Linked DNA regions of Mus musculus: region 2 is linked to region 1. A link is a loop called in an ENCODE intact Hi-C map of the cell type or tissue named here. Cell type or tissue: heart. All regions are shown on one strand.

What was found. Hi-C counts contacts between places; a loop is a spot of excess contacts. Peaks named below come from ENCODE experiments on the same cell type or tissue, not always from the same donor. Only the 100,000 strongest peaks of a DNase experiment are listed, where the experiment ranks them.
Region 2: a loop joins it to region 1, with 2.7 times the contacts of the local background. A loop is called at or near these places in 2 of 42 quality-filtered maps.

What each region holds. Positions count from the first base shown.
Region 1 is chr2:127,332,682-127,340,681 of GRCm38, forward strand. Dusp2 (dual specificity phosphatase 2) reads left to right here and starts at 3,478. Exons shown (of 4, transcript NM_010090.2): 1 at 3,478-3,956; 2 at 4,096-4,217; 3 at 4,568-4,787; 4 at 4,900-5,696. The coding sequence starts at 3,557. The coding sequence ends at 5,114. It overlaps Gm46762 (a long non-coding RNA gene), which reads right to left and starts at 2,870. Exons shown (of 3, transcript XR_003953899.1): 1 at 1,241-2,870. It also overlaps a transcript of Astl not described here. In heart, no CTCF peak of the experiment used is centred here; DNase peaks (open chromatin) are centred at 2,790 and 3,420; H3K4me3 peaks cover 3,443 bases; H3K27ac peaks cover 3,252 bases; H3K27me3 peaks cover 1,763 bases.
Region 2 is chr2:127,265,666-127,273,665 of GRCm38, forward strand. It overlaps Stard7 (START domain containing 7), which reads left to right and starts at 4,564. Exons shown (of 8, transcript NM_139308.2): 1 at 4,564-5,215. The coding sequence starts at 4,917. In heart, CTCF peaks have their summits at 2,391 (motif pointing left) and 4,429; DNase peaks (open chromatin) are centred at 4,496 and 4,996; H3K4me3 peaks cover 2,595 bases; H3K27ac peaks cover 1,991 bases.

The DNA.
Region 1 (8,000 bases):
AAAGATAACCATTACTCTAATGGATAGTGTCACCCGCCACGAATACAACATGGTCGAGAAGGCAGGTATTTCTGGGATGAGGTCAGCTCCTTGAAGGCATGCGTCACTAGGGGTTTACTGCTAGATCCCCACCCCCAAAGCAGGACTGGCACTCAAGTTCTCAGGACTGAGTCACTGAATGAGTGCAGGGGTGAGGGACCTGAGCATTGGTGACGAGGAGGAAGAGTGGAGGTCACGGGGCCCCAAAGCTAGCCAGCCACAAGTGGACAGAGTCGGATCATTGAAAGGGATTTGAAAAGCGTAGAACTTCCTTACTGTGTGCTTTGGAGTTCTTCAGTGCCCTATTCAGAATGCTGCCTCTGCACATCAGAGGACCACATGGGCACAAGAGGGACCCAGAGCTCAGGTGGCCGGCCCCTCTTACCCACATTCAGCATGAGGGAGGATCCAGGGGAGCCTCCTTGGTAGAGCTGCCTACATCTCTCTGCCCCTGCCCCCGTAAACTAATCTGACAGACATGTCGGACATGCCAGTCCCTTCTACCACATCCCCGTCTACAGTCTGACCAGCATGATCTCTGGGTCTTCCTGAGTCACCTTCCCCAGCAGGAGATTGAATGGCCATGTGACCTTCTGGCAAGACTGTGATGGCAGCTGAGCTCAGGGCCTGGGGTTCAGGTCTTCGCCCGACAGGAGCCTATGGGGGTGGCTGCAGCATAGCATCCTGGTGGGAGGCCTGGCACCGGAAAGCCGACGTCACTCCTGACTCACTCACTCTTCAGGCAGGGCTGGGGGTGGGTGGCCTGTCACTCATCTCCACGGTCACTCTCACCTTTATGACTCTCCTGGCTCAGGCCTCTCTGCCCAGTCACTCACATCTCCTTTCCACCCGGGCCATCCACTTGAGGCTGGCCTTGGACTGGGGAGGAAGGGAAAGAGGGTCAGGGTAGAGCCTGGAGCATCTGACTGTGGAAGGGAAATCCATGGGGCAAGCAGACTGAGCAGACAAACCAGAATCCCAAAGGCAGAAGGCCAGTGACGTCTAAGCAGCCATCCAAATAAATGGTTACAGAAAAGAACAACACAGGGAATCATCACTTCTTCCAAATGAGTCCCACACGGTCTTAATTAAAGAAAGAAAAATAAATAAAACCTGAGCCTCAAACTCACTTGTTAGGTCTGTTCTGTAACAGCCAGGCCATGAACAACCTTAAACAGAAACCAACCGTGTGGTCACTTACTGTCTAGTGAAGAGGCACTTGGCAGCCTGTGCCAGCAGCCATCCTGGCTGGGGCCCCATCTCATGTTATCCCCAGCCGATGTCCAGAGTCCTATCTCCTCTTGGCAGGCTTCCAGCGAATGGTTCTGGACAAACAGGGTCCTGAGGAGGTAGCAAGGGGTGGCAGACAACCTACAGATGACTCATTGGTGGCGGCATTGGGGGGTGGGGATCTTCAGTCAGAACAGGAGCTGGGGAGGGATGTGGGCTCTTCTACCCCAGCCTTGGACTTTCATCAGGTGTTGAAGGTGGGGGTTTCCCCCTGATTTGGGACTCCAGCAGAAGATGAAGGCAAGCTCCTCTTTTATGGTTCAGTTTGGCTTCTTTGAGTTCATCTGTGTTTGTCAGAGCTGAAAAGGGTACCACGCCAAGGACAGTGGCTTTGGGGTGTATGTGTGACAGATCCGCATTGGCTCATATGCAAAGACTGAGGCACCCAGCAGACTCTGAGGGACACACTCTCACCCTGCCAGGGGGCCCAGCAGCTCAGTTCAGCACTGGAGTCAGGGGCTGGAGTTTCCCACAAAGCTAAGTTGATTTCACTCCTGCTGCAGGGACCTCAGCTAGCAGGGCCTCCCCTCTTCTCCACAGCTGGAAGGCTGTGGCTCCAGGCATGGCAGGTGACTCTGTTCAGCAAGACTAGACATGATGGTCCCCCTCCATGCTCTGTAATTTGTCCCTGGAATCAGCCATTAAGTCATCTGTGAGGCTGATGCCAAGGATAAGAGCCCCCTATCAGCTTCAGGGATCTATGGTCCAGACTCCCTGGCTGGGCTGCCAGTTGTGCTGTATCAGCCTCCAGACAGGCTTGGTGGGAAGGGACCCAGGCTGTGGCCCTGGAACCAACTTGCATGACCGTGCCACTGAGACACAAGTCCATGACTCCTGGTCCAGGAGTCCTCGTAGCTCTCCCTGGCATTCTGTATCCCCCACAAGCCCCAAGTTCCCCAAATCAAGAGGAAAGGCATAATATTTTGCTCGAGCACCTATATACCTACCATACCTTATGTTAGGGGTCCCCACAGGTTCTAGCCACAGGCCTCCAAGAAACAAAGGATCTGCAGGGATGCTGGAAGGGTCTTAGTAAAGGCAGAGGATTGGCTCAGGGCAATAAAGATTTGGGAGGCTGGGTTCTGAACACTGTCCCCACCCGCCTGCTTCAGTTCAGCCACCTACCAACTTTCTCGCCCCCAACGCAGGAGTGTCCCGGGGGGCCCACGTGCAGCTGGGCCTCACCACATCCGGGAGGGGGGGGCGGGCAGGCACTTGAGTGGGGGAGCACAGAATGGCTGTGAGTTACCCAGTTTTTCATTCTTACAGTTTGGTGTGGGACCAGGGCCTGTCCCAGAGGGGTTTGTAGCTCCTAAGGGGTCGGAAGGGAACAGGTTCTGTGAATAGTCCTTCTTCCCCTGAAATTCCCGCCAGGCCTGGCTATGCCCTGGGAGAGCCCAGCATCGTCAACAGAGTTCCTCTTTAGCCCTGGCCTGTGGCATGGGAACTACTTCTTTTTAGGCTCTTGGGGGTTTCCCTGGGCCCCTGGGGAAAGAAACTGTCCCAGTCATAAGAGGAAACTCGTCACAGGCCCCTGCGCCCCTTCCCCATTAAAGCCCCTCCCACCCCACCCCACCCCCGCCCCTGCCCCAGGGCTTTGGCTTTCCAGGACTCCTCCACCTGGGCCTGGGCCTGACATGGGAGAATAGGACAATTTCCTGACGGTTGGTGTCTTTCCTAATAGTGTATCATTATGGGTAGCAACAGGTAATTTGTCCATTTTTGCTATCGAAATTCCTAGAATGAAAACCCTGGGAGAAAATGGGAAAAGTGAGGAAGCTGAAGACCTGAGTAACTCAAAGGCTCGGTGCAGCTGAGAGCTGAGTTCCTAAGCACTTAGTGGCTTGAAGCCTGGCAAAGAGTGGGGAGCACTGGGGCATATACACTGGAGAGACGTGGGTGGGGCCTCTAGACTCCAGGCCGACACTTGTCACGGTCTGGTTCCCAGTTTCTTCCCCCGCGTGTCCCTCCCCCTGATGCCCCGCCCCACCCACCCCCTGTCCGCTCAGGGAGCCCCGGGGGCGGCCCAGCCAGAGTCCCACGTGAAGCCGCGGGGGCGGGCACCGGCGCCTTCCTGCTCTACCCTTGTATGGTGACCCGAGGGGCCAGCCCTCGAGTATTTAAGCCCGGGCTCGACGAAGAGCCCCCAGAACCGTCAGCTCCCGCCACACAGACACCGCGCCGCCGGAGCCGAGGGAGAGGACATCCGGAAGCAGGAGGCTTTGCGATGCCGATCGCCATGGGGCTGGAGACGGCGTGCGAGCTAGAGTGCGCGGCGCTGGGCGCGCTGCTGCGGGAGCCGCGGGAGGCCGAGCGCACGCTGCTGCTCGACTGCCGCCCGTTCCTGGCCTTCTGCCGGAGCCACGTGCGCGCCGCGCGACCGGTGCCCTGGAACGCGCTGCTGCGGCGGCGTGCGCGCGGCACCCCCGCCGCTGCCCTCGCCTGTCTGTTGCCCGACCGCGCACTCCGGGCGCGCCTGGGCCGCGGGGAGCTGGCCCGTGCCGTGGTGCTGGATGAAAGCAGCGCGTCTGTGGCCGAGCTCCCGCCGGACGGCCCCGCTCACCTGCTGCTAGCCGCACTGCAGCACGAGATGCGCGGGGGACCCACGACCGTGTGCTTCTTGCGAGGTGAGCCCGCGCCCCGCGCCCTGCGCCCTTCGCCCCTTCTCCCATGTTCCGCGCCCCGCGCTCTTAGCCCCTTGTCCCACGTTCCGTGCCCCGTTCCCGACCTCTTGGCTAATCATACCCTTTCTTGTCTTTCCCACAGGCGGTTTCAAAAGCTTCCAGACGTACTGTCCGGATCTGTGCTCTGAAGCTCCTGCCCAGGCCCTGCCTCCTGCTGGGGCCGAAAATAGCAACTCTGACCCGAGGGTTCCGATCTATGACCAGGTGAGTTGATATTCGAATTTGTTGTCTTCATTGTGCATTCTAGAGGGATGCCTCTGGAGAACGCCAGTGGGGAAAGACAGGGGTGTGTTCCAATATACATTCCCAGATGTGGAGAGTGTTTGTGTGACCTGCAAATGGTGTGAACGTGTATATATCCTCATACAGACTTTAAGGCATATGTGGCACAAAGTGTCTGAACATATGTCCCCTTGTGGCCTCAAGACTTTTAATTCTGTCCTTGGTCAGAAGGCCTAGAGCTTCTCTTGTTTCTAGCCAATCCAAGATGTCTGGATCAAGCCCTCCAGCACAAGGCTGAGTGAGGTCTCACCACCGTCCCCTTCCTCCTCCAGGGTGGTCCTGTGGAAATCTTGCCCTACCTGTACTTGGGCAGCTGCAACCACTCCTCAGATCTTCAGGGCCTGCAGGCCTGCGGCATCACAGCAGTTCTCAATGTCTCTGCCAGCTGCCCCAACCACTTTGAGGGTCTTTTCCATTACAAGAGCATTCCAGTAGAAGATAACCAGATGGTGGAGATAAGTGCCTGGTTCCAGGAGGCTATCAGCTTCATAGGTAGGGGAGCCTCAGCCCAGGGTTCTGTGGGAACTGTAGGGGAGAAGGTACAGGCACCTGATTCCTCTGTCCACCTTCCTGTCTGACTCTCGGCTCCACATTTCTTTTTCAGACTCGGTGAAGAATAGTGGGGGCCGGGTGCTGGTGCACTGCCAAGCTGGCATCTCTCGCTCAGCCACCATCTGCCTGGCATACCTGATTCAGAGCCACCGGGTACGGCTGGACGAGGCCTTTGACTTTGTTAAGCAACGTCGGGGAGTCATCTCCCCCAACTTCAGTTTCATGGGGCAGCTGCTACAGCTGGAGACCCAGGTGCTGTGTCACTGAGGCAAAGCCCAGCCTGGCCCCACCCACAGCTCTGGCTTTGACTGACTCCTGGGGGAAGCTGCTGTGGCCCAGCTCCTCCCTCCTCATCTTGCCGTCCCACTGGGGTGCTAGGAAATCCAGGATGACGGCTGCTCTGATATGGTGCTCTTCTGAGGTGGCATAAGGGCTGGCCCTTATTTGCTCTCCCTCCTTCGACTTGCAGAAATTAATTTAATTAATTAATTTACTATATTAAAGCCCTTGGTCACCCAAGGGCTCAGAAAACAAGCTGTGACAAGCAGAAACCATGTCTAGGGGTGTGCAGCCCTTGACCCAAAGCTTAAGCCTTGTGCTCCCAGGGGAGCCAGGAAGTGACGTGTGTGTCATGTTACGGACATCTGACTTTTGTGTGTGTGTGTGTGGGCATCTCGCTGTAATTGGTGCTGAAAAGTTATTTGTGTTCAACTGACATTTAACGCTCTCTCCCCAACTTCCTCCCGGCCCTGTGGGCCAGGGAGGGGCGTTGGAAACAGCACTTTATATTTATATAGAACATTGAGGTTGTGTCAATAAAAACAGTGTTTTGTTTAAAAAAGAGCAGTACCACATTGTCTGGTCTCAAGTCTGTGCCTGCGATGGCTGAGTGGTCTGCCTTGGCCTGGGCTGGCCTGGGCTGGCCTGGGCTGGCCTGGGCTGGCCTGGGCTGGGCTCTTTCCCATACAGGTTCTAGCCTGTGGTTGAACTGGGAGGGTTAGGAAGGCCGAGGTCGGCCTCAGCCTCACAGCGGCTCTGTGCATCCCTGATCAGACCCCACATTTACCTAGTGTGTGGTGTGCAGGTATGTGTTGACTGAGGGCATTTAGATCAGAGGGCACTGGCTCCCTGGATGAAGGGTGCATAACCTACCCCTGGCGCCCATTTTCTCTGCTCTGGGTAAAGCACTCAAGAGCTAGGGTTGTTCTGAGCCTTCCTCAGGAATTGTATCAGTTTTTTTTTTTTAATGAATTATTTGGAAATCTCACATCAAGCACCCTGATTGTGCTCACCTCCCAGTTTTCCCACATCTGCTCCCTCCCCTCCCCAGGATGTTCTGCCCCCCCAAAAGGAAAAGGTAAGTCCATTTTGTTTTGTCCATATATTCACTGGAACATGGTTGAATTCTTAGTGGCCCACAGGGAGGAGGAGGAGGAGTCTTTCTTAGCCTTTCTCCATACCAGAAGCCATCAACTGAGGAAGAGCCAGTGAGGGGCGGGGCCAGCTCTCCCACACCCACACCCACAGACTTTAACGTGTTTTCAGGCAGCCTGCCTTAGTGGTAACCACAGGCATCAAGTGGGCTGGCCATATCAGAGCCACTAACCTATTCATGGCTCACAGCAGCTGTCCCTGGGCAGGTGCTACAACATGGCCTCAGGTGGCTACAAATGCCGCTCGCAACAACATGCTTCCACCTGAGCCCCCCTCCCCACCCACCCCAGGCAGCAAAGCCCAGGGACGTCAAATCATTAGTCAGAGGCACAGACTTGCATCTCCATCCTGGGGCAGCAACATGGACTATAGATACCAACATGACTTCCTGAACCTTTAAGGTGGTCTAATCCAGAAAGCAAACCTTTCTTCATCTTGGGCTTCCATGGTTGCTCAGAGCTAGCGGGATTTCAAGGCCAGGCAGAAGGTCTGGGGAGCTGAGTCTGCATCAGCATAAGCTCCAGGCTGCCATTCTGCCAACCTTCCTGGGCAATGACAGCGTGTCCACCAGCCCTCTCTCATCCGTCACCACCATCAATCACATCTCCAGTTTCGCCTTTCTCCGTAGCACACACACACTGCTTAGTTTTTCTATGTTCCCCACTATTCATCTTATATCTGTTTATTGTACTGGTGCCCGCCTGTACCAGGCCATGAGGCAGGCAACCCTACCAGTTTCTATTGGGACCTGTGGACTTGATGCCCAGCTCAGGGTGGACACCTGCGTCCCAGAGTCATTAACCTTTCATTATCTTATACATAGCATGGCTGGTTGCTGGCGGTCCCATTAGACCTATTCCTTGCCCTTCTGTGTTTCTAACATCTTACCTGCCTAGCAAATGGCCTTTCTTTCTTTCCTCTCCTCCCTCTCTTCCTTCCTTTCCTTTTTTAAGACAGTCTTACTATGTGGCCTTGATTTGTCTGGAACTGAATATGTAGACCAAATTGACCTCAAACTCACAAGAGATCCACCTACCTTTGCCTCCCAAATACTGTGTATGAGATTTTCCACTAATGTGATGATAATGATTTTAGTAAGCACATTTAAGTAGTTAGGTCATTGTTTTAAATATATTTTTGAGATGGCCCCTCACTATGTAGCCCAGGCTAATTTTCAATCGGTTCTACGGGATTTCAGGTGTGAACCACCATGACAACTCATGTCGTCGTTTTCTTCTTCTTCTTCTTCTTCTTCTTCTTCTTCTTCTTCTTCTTCTTCTTCTTCTTCTTCTTCTTCTTCTTCTTCTTCTGTTTTTCAAGACAGGGTTTCTCTGTGTAGCCCTGGCTGTACTGGAACTCACTTTGTAGACCAAGCTGGCCTCAAACTCAGAAATCCTCCTGCCTCTGCCTCCCACATCCTGGGATTAAAGGGGTGCGCCACCACCCCTGGCATCTTCTTTTTTAATGGGAAAAAAATGGAGTGTTTAAGGTACTTGACAAGCTTTGACATATATAAGCACTGTGAAGGAATGAGTCTGCTGGTCAAGATAATTAGCATATCCATCGGATTCCTGGAAACCAGTCTAGATTCTGCTCAGGCATCAGCAGCATCTGCTTTTATTATAGCCCCTCTGTCTGGCTCTAGCTTCTACTTCTTGAGAGATGTTTGCCCCAGGCTCAGCAAGAATGCCAACAGGTCCTTGTGGAGCTCTGGCTTTC
Region 2 (8,000 bases), 67 kb before region 1:
TTAAAAAAAGAACAGTTTGCTCCTTGCAACTGTCAGAACTGAAAGGTTCATTCTCAACTCTTTTCAACCCCTGTACCTGTCACAGCCTTATCTCCAAGATACCTTGTTCTTTTCTGTCCCACACTGGTCTATCACACTGGTAACAGGCTGATTGGAATTAGCAACCATTCCAGCTACCTTGATGAGAAACATGTGCTGAAAGGGGAACTTCCTCCACAAGACTTCTAGGGTCCTACTGGTCCAGGGCAGTGGCTCTCAACCTTCCGAGTGCTGTGACCCTTTTAATGCAGTTCCTCAGGCTGTGGTGATCCCCAACCATAAAATTACTTTTGTTGCTACTTCATAACTGTAACTTTGCTACTGTTGTGAATTGTAATGTAAGTCTCTGTGTTTTCCTATGGTCTTAGTGAGCTCTGTGAAAGGGCCATTTGACACACAGGTTGAGAACCACTGGTCGTAGAGTGTAGCAAGCTATCCCTTTCTTTCACATTTTTATTATTTTTGTGTGAGGGTGGTACACGCACCATATGAAGTTAGAGGATAACTTTCAGGAGTCAGTTTTCTCCTTTCACCTTTTGGGTCCTGGGCATTGAATTCATGTCACTGGGCTTGGTAGGAGGTGTCCATAGCCAACAAGCCATCTGTTTTGTTTTGTTTGTTTTGTTTTTCAAGGGTTTCTGTGTAACCCTGGCTGTCCTGGAACTTGCTTTGTCGACCAGGCTGGCCTCAAACTTACATAGATTCACCTGCCTCTGCCTTCCAGGTTTTGGGACTAAAGTGCACTTTTGGACAACATCTGGCCTCTCCAAGTCATCCTGATGGCCTAATCTACCCCTTTCAAGGTGAAGGACAGGTTACTGTGGTCCACTCCTACCACTAAAAAAGAGGCACACTGCCTAGTAAGTTTGGATTTGGAGATAGCATACACTTCATTGGATTCTTTGATTCATTTTCTTTTTTTTTTTTTTTTTTTTTTTTTTTTAAAGATTTATTTATTTATTATATGTAAGTACACTGTAGCTGTCTTTAGACACTCCAGAAGAGGGCATCAGATCTTGTTACAGATGGTTGTGAGCCACCATGTGGTTGCTGGGATTTGAACTCCAGACCTTCAGAAGAGCAGTCGGGTGCTCTTACCCACTGAGCCATCTCACCAGCCCCTGATTCATTTTCTGAACACTCAACAAGTTATGGTTCTGAGTAGGTCCCCAAACAGAAGGTGGCATTCTCAAAAGTCTGCCTGCCCAGCAAGCCACCTGGTCACTACTATTTCATATGCATGTGTGTTTTACCTGCAGGTATGTATGTGTACCGTGTGCATGCCTGCTCCCCAAGGAAGCCAGAGGAGGGTGTCAGATCCCCTGGATAGGGGTGACAGGTGTGAGCTACCATGTGGGTGCTGGGAACTGAACCTGGAAGAGCAGCCTGTGCTTTTATTTGCTGAGCCCCTCTCCAGCCTCTCACTTTGTGACTGTTTAATTTTGTGTGTCTGTATGAGAATATGCCACATGTATACGAGTGCCCCAGAAACCATCAGATGGCATTAGATCTCCTGGAGCTGGAGTTACAGGTTGTAAGCCGCCTAATATGGTGAAAATGAACTCTGGAAGACCAGCAAGCATTCTTTTTTTTTGGGAGGGGGGAGTGTTTGTTTCTGTTTTTTGGTTTTTTCAAGACAGGGTTTCTCTGTATAGTCCTGGCTGTCCTGGAACTCACGCTGTAGACCAGGCTGGCCTTGAACTCAGAAATCCGCCTGCCTCTGCCTCCCACGTGCTGGGATTAAAGGTGTGCGCCACCATCACCTGGCAAATTATCCAGTCTTAATGAAGCCCTCGATGCTATGTTCTAGAGGTAAATACACTCATGATTTGCTAGTTGCAGTTTCTGTGTTCTGACCTCAACTGTAAAAATCTTGACTCCTCATAACACTCTATTTTCCTAGAAAACATCAAAGCTGATGATGTGGGAGGTTTTCAGAGAAGACAACTATGTCCTTCCAGAAGACAATTCCTACATCCTGCTTTATAAGGCAGATAGCATCCCCAAACCATTCACAGGTTTGGGGTTGGCACAGACCTCACTGGCTCGGGAAGCAGTTAGCAGTGAAGTACAACCCTCTCATTGCTCAAGAGGCCGGTACTATTTCCTATTGCTTACACATTTCTCTCAAGAAGAAATAAACACATTATCAATCTCTACTCTAAATTCTGCCTGGATGGAGCAGGAGAAGCCTAAATTTCAGTCACCAGAAATTATCCTTCCCTTTGAACCTTTGGAGAAAAATTTGTTTTAGTACAAATATCTAAGATGGCACACAATAGTGAGGGTATCCGTAAAATTCTAAATCCTCTGTAAGGAAGTTTCTTGCTGACAGGCAGGGAGAGACTGCTGCCTCCCACTGGCAGCAGAGTAGACTAGAAAGGTCCTTCTAGGCAGCTTAGAGAGTAGACTTTGTTCACTGTCCCATTCAATTCTCAGCTTCTAGGCGGTGCTCTCCAAACGCTTTGCTTTGCATCTTTTGCAGCAGGGTCTCCCTGTATCCCAGAATGGCCGAGGACAGGAAGCAGTCCTCCTGAGTGCTGGGGTTGGTTACAGGCAGGAGCCACCACACCAGACCTCTCTGATATTTTAAAGCTCGTTCTGTGTGAAAAGGCATGAGTGGGCACTGCAGGAATGTGCCCAGCTCCAGATGGAATGGCAAGTCTCTCCAGTATAATTATGCACAAGTCCCCCTCCCCAGCCCCAGTTTCCTTGTTTGAAGAAACTGCTTTGGGAGCTGTCTGCAGGTTCTCCTTGTTAGAAACGCTTAGGGTCAAAAAGAAAAAGACTGCCACTCCAATTGAAGTGTCTAGACAAGGCAACCTAGGAAGTGCACTTGGTTTTTCTTCTAACTCAGATGGTAGCTGTGTCTTTTCCCATCGGCTGAGGGCCAAGCTCACGATCTTGCTTTGTACACCAGACTGTCCTCATACTCACAGAGAGCCAATCTGCCTTTGCCTCTGGAGTGCTGGTTAGGTTTGTGCCACCATGCCCTGCTAAGATTCTTAAGTTAAAAAAAAAAAAAAGAAAGAAAGAATTTACTGTAAAGCTTCTTGTGTTAATAGCAAACATGGGAAGAGTAAGACCACTGACCCAAATCAGCATGGTTAAATTAATTCATGTATGAGGGCTGCCTCCCTCTAAGGTGGGGTTCCAGAGATCAGCCTTGGATGTGAGGAAGACAAGGCTTTTATAGGTCAGTGGTAGGGAGTTTCCAAACGGGGGATTTGGTGGGTAAAATGGGCCGGGTCACAGAGGCACACTGTAAGCATAACAAGTTAGTTTTACAAGGGTCCCTAAAACAAAGGCACGGTTGCAAGGTAGGCCTAACAAGGTAGTCATAGGTGGTTGTATAGCCTTTTGAAATAGAGGTAGGGTTGCAAGATGGTTATACACAACTTTTAAAAAACAAAGAAATGACTACGATTCTAGGAAGAGACAGTACAGAACTATTTGTGGTTAAGGTTATAGGTGGGGCATAGCTCAATCCTTGAGAAACAGGTTTAATCATAAAAAGGAGTGAACTGGCTTGTCTTTACTATCTGTAAGATGACTTTTAAGACTAAAATGGAGGCAGACTGATTCTTCACTTAAGGGGCAGCTATTATTTCCATCTTATAACTGGACAGAGAATTTTTATTTATTTATTTATTTATTTATTTGAGACACACTGTTGCTCAGGCTGGCAATTTTATTTATTTATTTATTTATTTATTTATTTATTTATTTGAGACACACTGTTGCTCAGGCTGGCAATTTTATTTATTTATTTATTTATTTATTTATTTGAGACACACTGTTGCTCAGGCTGGCAATGCTCCTGCCTCAGCCTCTGGAGTGCTGGGATTACAGACATGAGCCACCAGGCCCTGGCTTAGAATACTGATGTATCCTGAGACTCCATGTAGTAACCATTAGGTTACATACACGTGGCCAGACAGGTTTTGGGAAACCTGGTTACTCTCCTACCTTGTTGCCTCCTCCGAGTCAGAGACTGCTCAGGCCTAACGCATTTTCAGAGAGCAACGGGTCACCCGCCCTCGAGTTCTCTGCAAGGTGTTCTTCGGCCCTAAGGATGGACCACCCGTACTCTCTCGGAGCCGGAACCCAGAACCGCGTCCCTGCCGCAGATACTTAGGAGGGCTCGGGGAATCAGGGCAAGGGGGACCAAGGAAGCTGCCCCTGGGCTGTGATAGGTGCGGGGTCACGTAGGGCGTGCACCGCCCCTCCCGGGACTGTAGAGAACAGGGAAACAGGCCGGGCCTCTCAGGACAACGGAACGCCACCGCACCTGACCGTGCCTCTCCTCCGGACCGGGTGAGACGTCCCTAAATGGCTGCACCGCCGGGTCCGAGGGTCACTCTCCAGGCGCCCTTGACAGGCCCTCCCGCCACGCCACCTAGCTTGCTACCAGGCAGCCCGGAGCAAGGGCGGAGGAGCACTTTGGCTTAGCCAATGAGCGCCCAGGGTTCTGAGATGCGCCCAATCAGAGTGCGGGCAGGACAAACAGGTTAGGTTGCGCGCACTCGGCGCGAGAGGCGGACACAGGCGCACGGGACCGCTTCTGCTGTGGCCTGGGACGGCCACCGCTTTGCTTCCCGCGCCCTGGCCGCGGGGGCCCCGCGAGTTCCCGCCGTACACACAGACGGGCGGGCTGTCGGGACCGAGAGGGCCTCGTGCAACGGCGCTCTCCTCGGAAGCCACGCTACCTCAGCCGCTTCTGCAAAAAGGCATGAGGGACGGCTCCTGGCTTCTGGAGCGTGAGGTGGCCTCGGGGTCAACCCGTTAAGGGGACTGCGCGGACGGCCCGGCCTGCCTTCCCCCAGCCCTTCCTCTCCGGGGCCCCGCGGCAGGCGCGGGAATCCACAGAGGCCGACATGTTCCCGAGGAGGCCACCGGCCACCCTGGCCGCCTGGCTGGCGGGCGCGCGGGGCGGGGGCCTGCTGTCCGCGCTGGCCAATCAGTGCCGCTTCGTGACGGGCCTGCGCGTGCGGCGAGCGCAGCAGATCGCGCAGCTCTACGGCCGCCTGTATTCCGAGAGCTCGCGCTGCGCCCTGCTCGGACGCTTCTGGCGCCGGCTGCGAGGCCGCCCCGGCCATGCCTCTGTTTTGATGGCGGCGCTCTCCGGTGTTTTCGTATGGGACGAGGAGAGAATCCAGGAGGAGGAGTTGCAGAGGTGAGCCTCTTGGCTGCAGTTGGCGTCCCTGTTCCGTAGAGAAGGGTGGGCCTGGGCGGGAGGTTGGTGGGCACCTTGGGGCTTGAGCTGTTGACAGTGCCCAGTTTGCCCAGTGGTCTTTTGAGTACGATGCAATAGATTGAACCCATTTTAGCACCCCGTGTTACTGCCCCCATGCCTGTTAAATCCACTTGTCAGGTTAAAAATAACCACAAGAGAGACGACTTCGAATGGGTAGTATGACACTAAAGAAAATACTCCAAAACCAAATTAGATATCTGAGGTATACAGGTGATTTTTCGGGTAATCAGTGTACCCAGAAAAGTGCAAATTCAAAATAGGGCTTAAAATAAGCCCAAGGGTGTGTGTGTGTGTGTGTGTGTGTGTGTGTGTGTGTGTGTGTGATGTAGCATGCCATTTATAAAATGACTGCGATCCAGATGGAACTCGGGCTTTGCGCGGACAGCCCACTGTCATTGTGACTTGTGTCTTGGCACATTCAAGAAGCTGGGAGGGATTTTGTCTGTTTGCACAAAGCAATGGCCTGGATATTCTAACCAGTAAGAGTTAGGTTAGGTTTTTTTTGTTTGTTTGTTTTGTTTTTACTGTTTTAGAACTCTTCGAATACTGTACCATTATGTTTTGTCTGTGGAAAAGCCCATTGGCATTGATTTATTTTTGTTAACCTGTAGTTCTGAGACTTTATAACTTTTAGATAGATAATCTTTAAAGGAAAGTGCTTTTACATTACATTTCTATATTCCTTTTAAACAGTCTCAAATTGTGCTCCTTACCCCTCCACCTAACACCCTCCATTCTAAACCGTAGTTTCAGTAACCAACACCAGCTTCTTCTAGATATTTCTTAAGGAGAGAACCTGTTTTACTTTTTTTTGTTTTTGATCTTAACGTTACAAATGAGAGCAGAGCTGAGCATGGTGGCTCATACCTTAAACCTACCTACCTCATACCTTTGGGAAGTAGAAGGAGGCAGAGTTCAAGGCCAGCCCGGTCTACAAAGAGAGTTTCAGGACTACACAGAGAAATCCTGTATTGAAAAACAAACAACGCCTGGCAGTGGTACCAAAAACAAACAAACAAACAAACAAACAAAAAACAACAAAAAAAGTCTTCTTTTTTTTCTGCGGCCATACTACCCTCAACACCCTCGACCTTGTTAAAAGCCATTTTTCTTTCTTTTTTTTTTTTTAAAGTTTTATTTATTATTATATGTAAGTACACTGTAGCTGTCTTCAGACACACCAGAAGAGGGAGTCAGATCTTGTTAGGGATGGTTGTGAGCCACCATGTGTTGCTGGGATTTGAACTCTGGACCTTCAGAAGAGCAGTCGGGTGCTCTTACCCACTGAGCCATCTCACCAGCCCCGCCATTTTTCTTACTAGGAAGATAGTCCCAATTATTTTTTCTAGCATGAGACTAGTTTTCAAATCAGTATTGCACAATTTGAAACTTACCATATGGATATTAATAGCAAATAGGTCACAATATAAACATTACTCTATTCTCAGTTTTTTTGTTTGTTTGTTTGTTTTTGTTTTTTCGAGACAGGGTTTCTCTGTGTAGCCCTGGCTGTCCTGGAACTCACACTGTAGACCAGGCTGGCCTCGAACTCAGAAATCCACCTGCCTCTGCCTCCCAGGTGCTGGGATTAAAGGCATGCGCCACCACTTCCAGCAAAAGAAGACTTTTTAAAACAACATTTTAAAGTCATAATCACAGGCAGTCCTGTGTACGCAAACGTTAAAGCATGAAAGCTGTTTGGTAATTTTTCCCCCCCCCCAGAGCTGAGGACCGAACCCAGGGCCTTGTGCTTGCTAGGCAAGCGCTCTACCACTGGGCTAAATCCCCAACCCCTGTTTGGTAATTCATAGTGTTCTTTTCTGTTCAGTATTTTGTGCTCCCTCTCCCCTCAGATTTTTTGAGGTAGGACCTGTCCATTATTTGCCCAGGTTAGCCTTGAACTTATAGTTCTCCTGCCTTGGCCTCCTCAGTGCTGGGATTTCAGTTGTGTACCACTACACTGTAGTTTCTTGTTGGAGAGGAAGCTAGGATGCAGGTGTGTGCAGTCAAGCTGGAACTGCAGAGTATGTTCTTCTCAAGGGCTTCGCATTCCATGTAGTGAGAAGATTATAGTTTTGCTTTCTAGCCTTTTGGTGCTTAAGAACATTTCACAGGCTGGGTGTGGTGGCGCTTGCCTTTAACCAAACACTCAGGAGGCAGAGGCAGGAAGATCGCTGAGTTTGAGCCAACCTGGTCTACATAGTAAGATCTTGGAAAGCCAGAACTACATAGAGAGACTAGGTCTCCAAAGAAAAGAGTGTATGAATGTACATCTTATCAAGTACAATCTAACTAATCTTATTTAACCTTACAAAATAATTTTGAATCATTGGTGCCTTAGCTATAGAAATAATTTTGTTAGTCTTCCCCACCCCTCTGCAAGTCAGGTTCTTACTCTATAGCCTAGGCTGGCTGGAAACTCATTATATAACCTACACTAGCCTCAAACTAGGACCACTCCCTCTGGCAAGAGAAATTAGATCTTTCTCATTTTATATTTTTATTATATTTATTTATTTATTCATGTGGTAAGTGTTGCTTTTGAACACTACAACCTTTGTGTGGCGATCAAAGAACAATTTGTAGTTGTTTCTTCTGGCATGTGGAAACCTGGGATCAAACTCAGGCCCTCAGACTTAGAGGCAAATGTGTGGTGGTTCTCTCCCCCTCCCCTCAACATCTCTCAATACCTGTCTAGAATTTT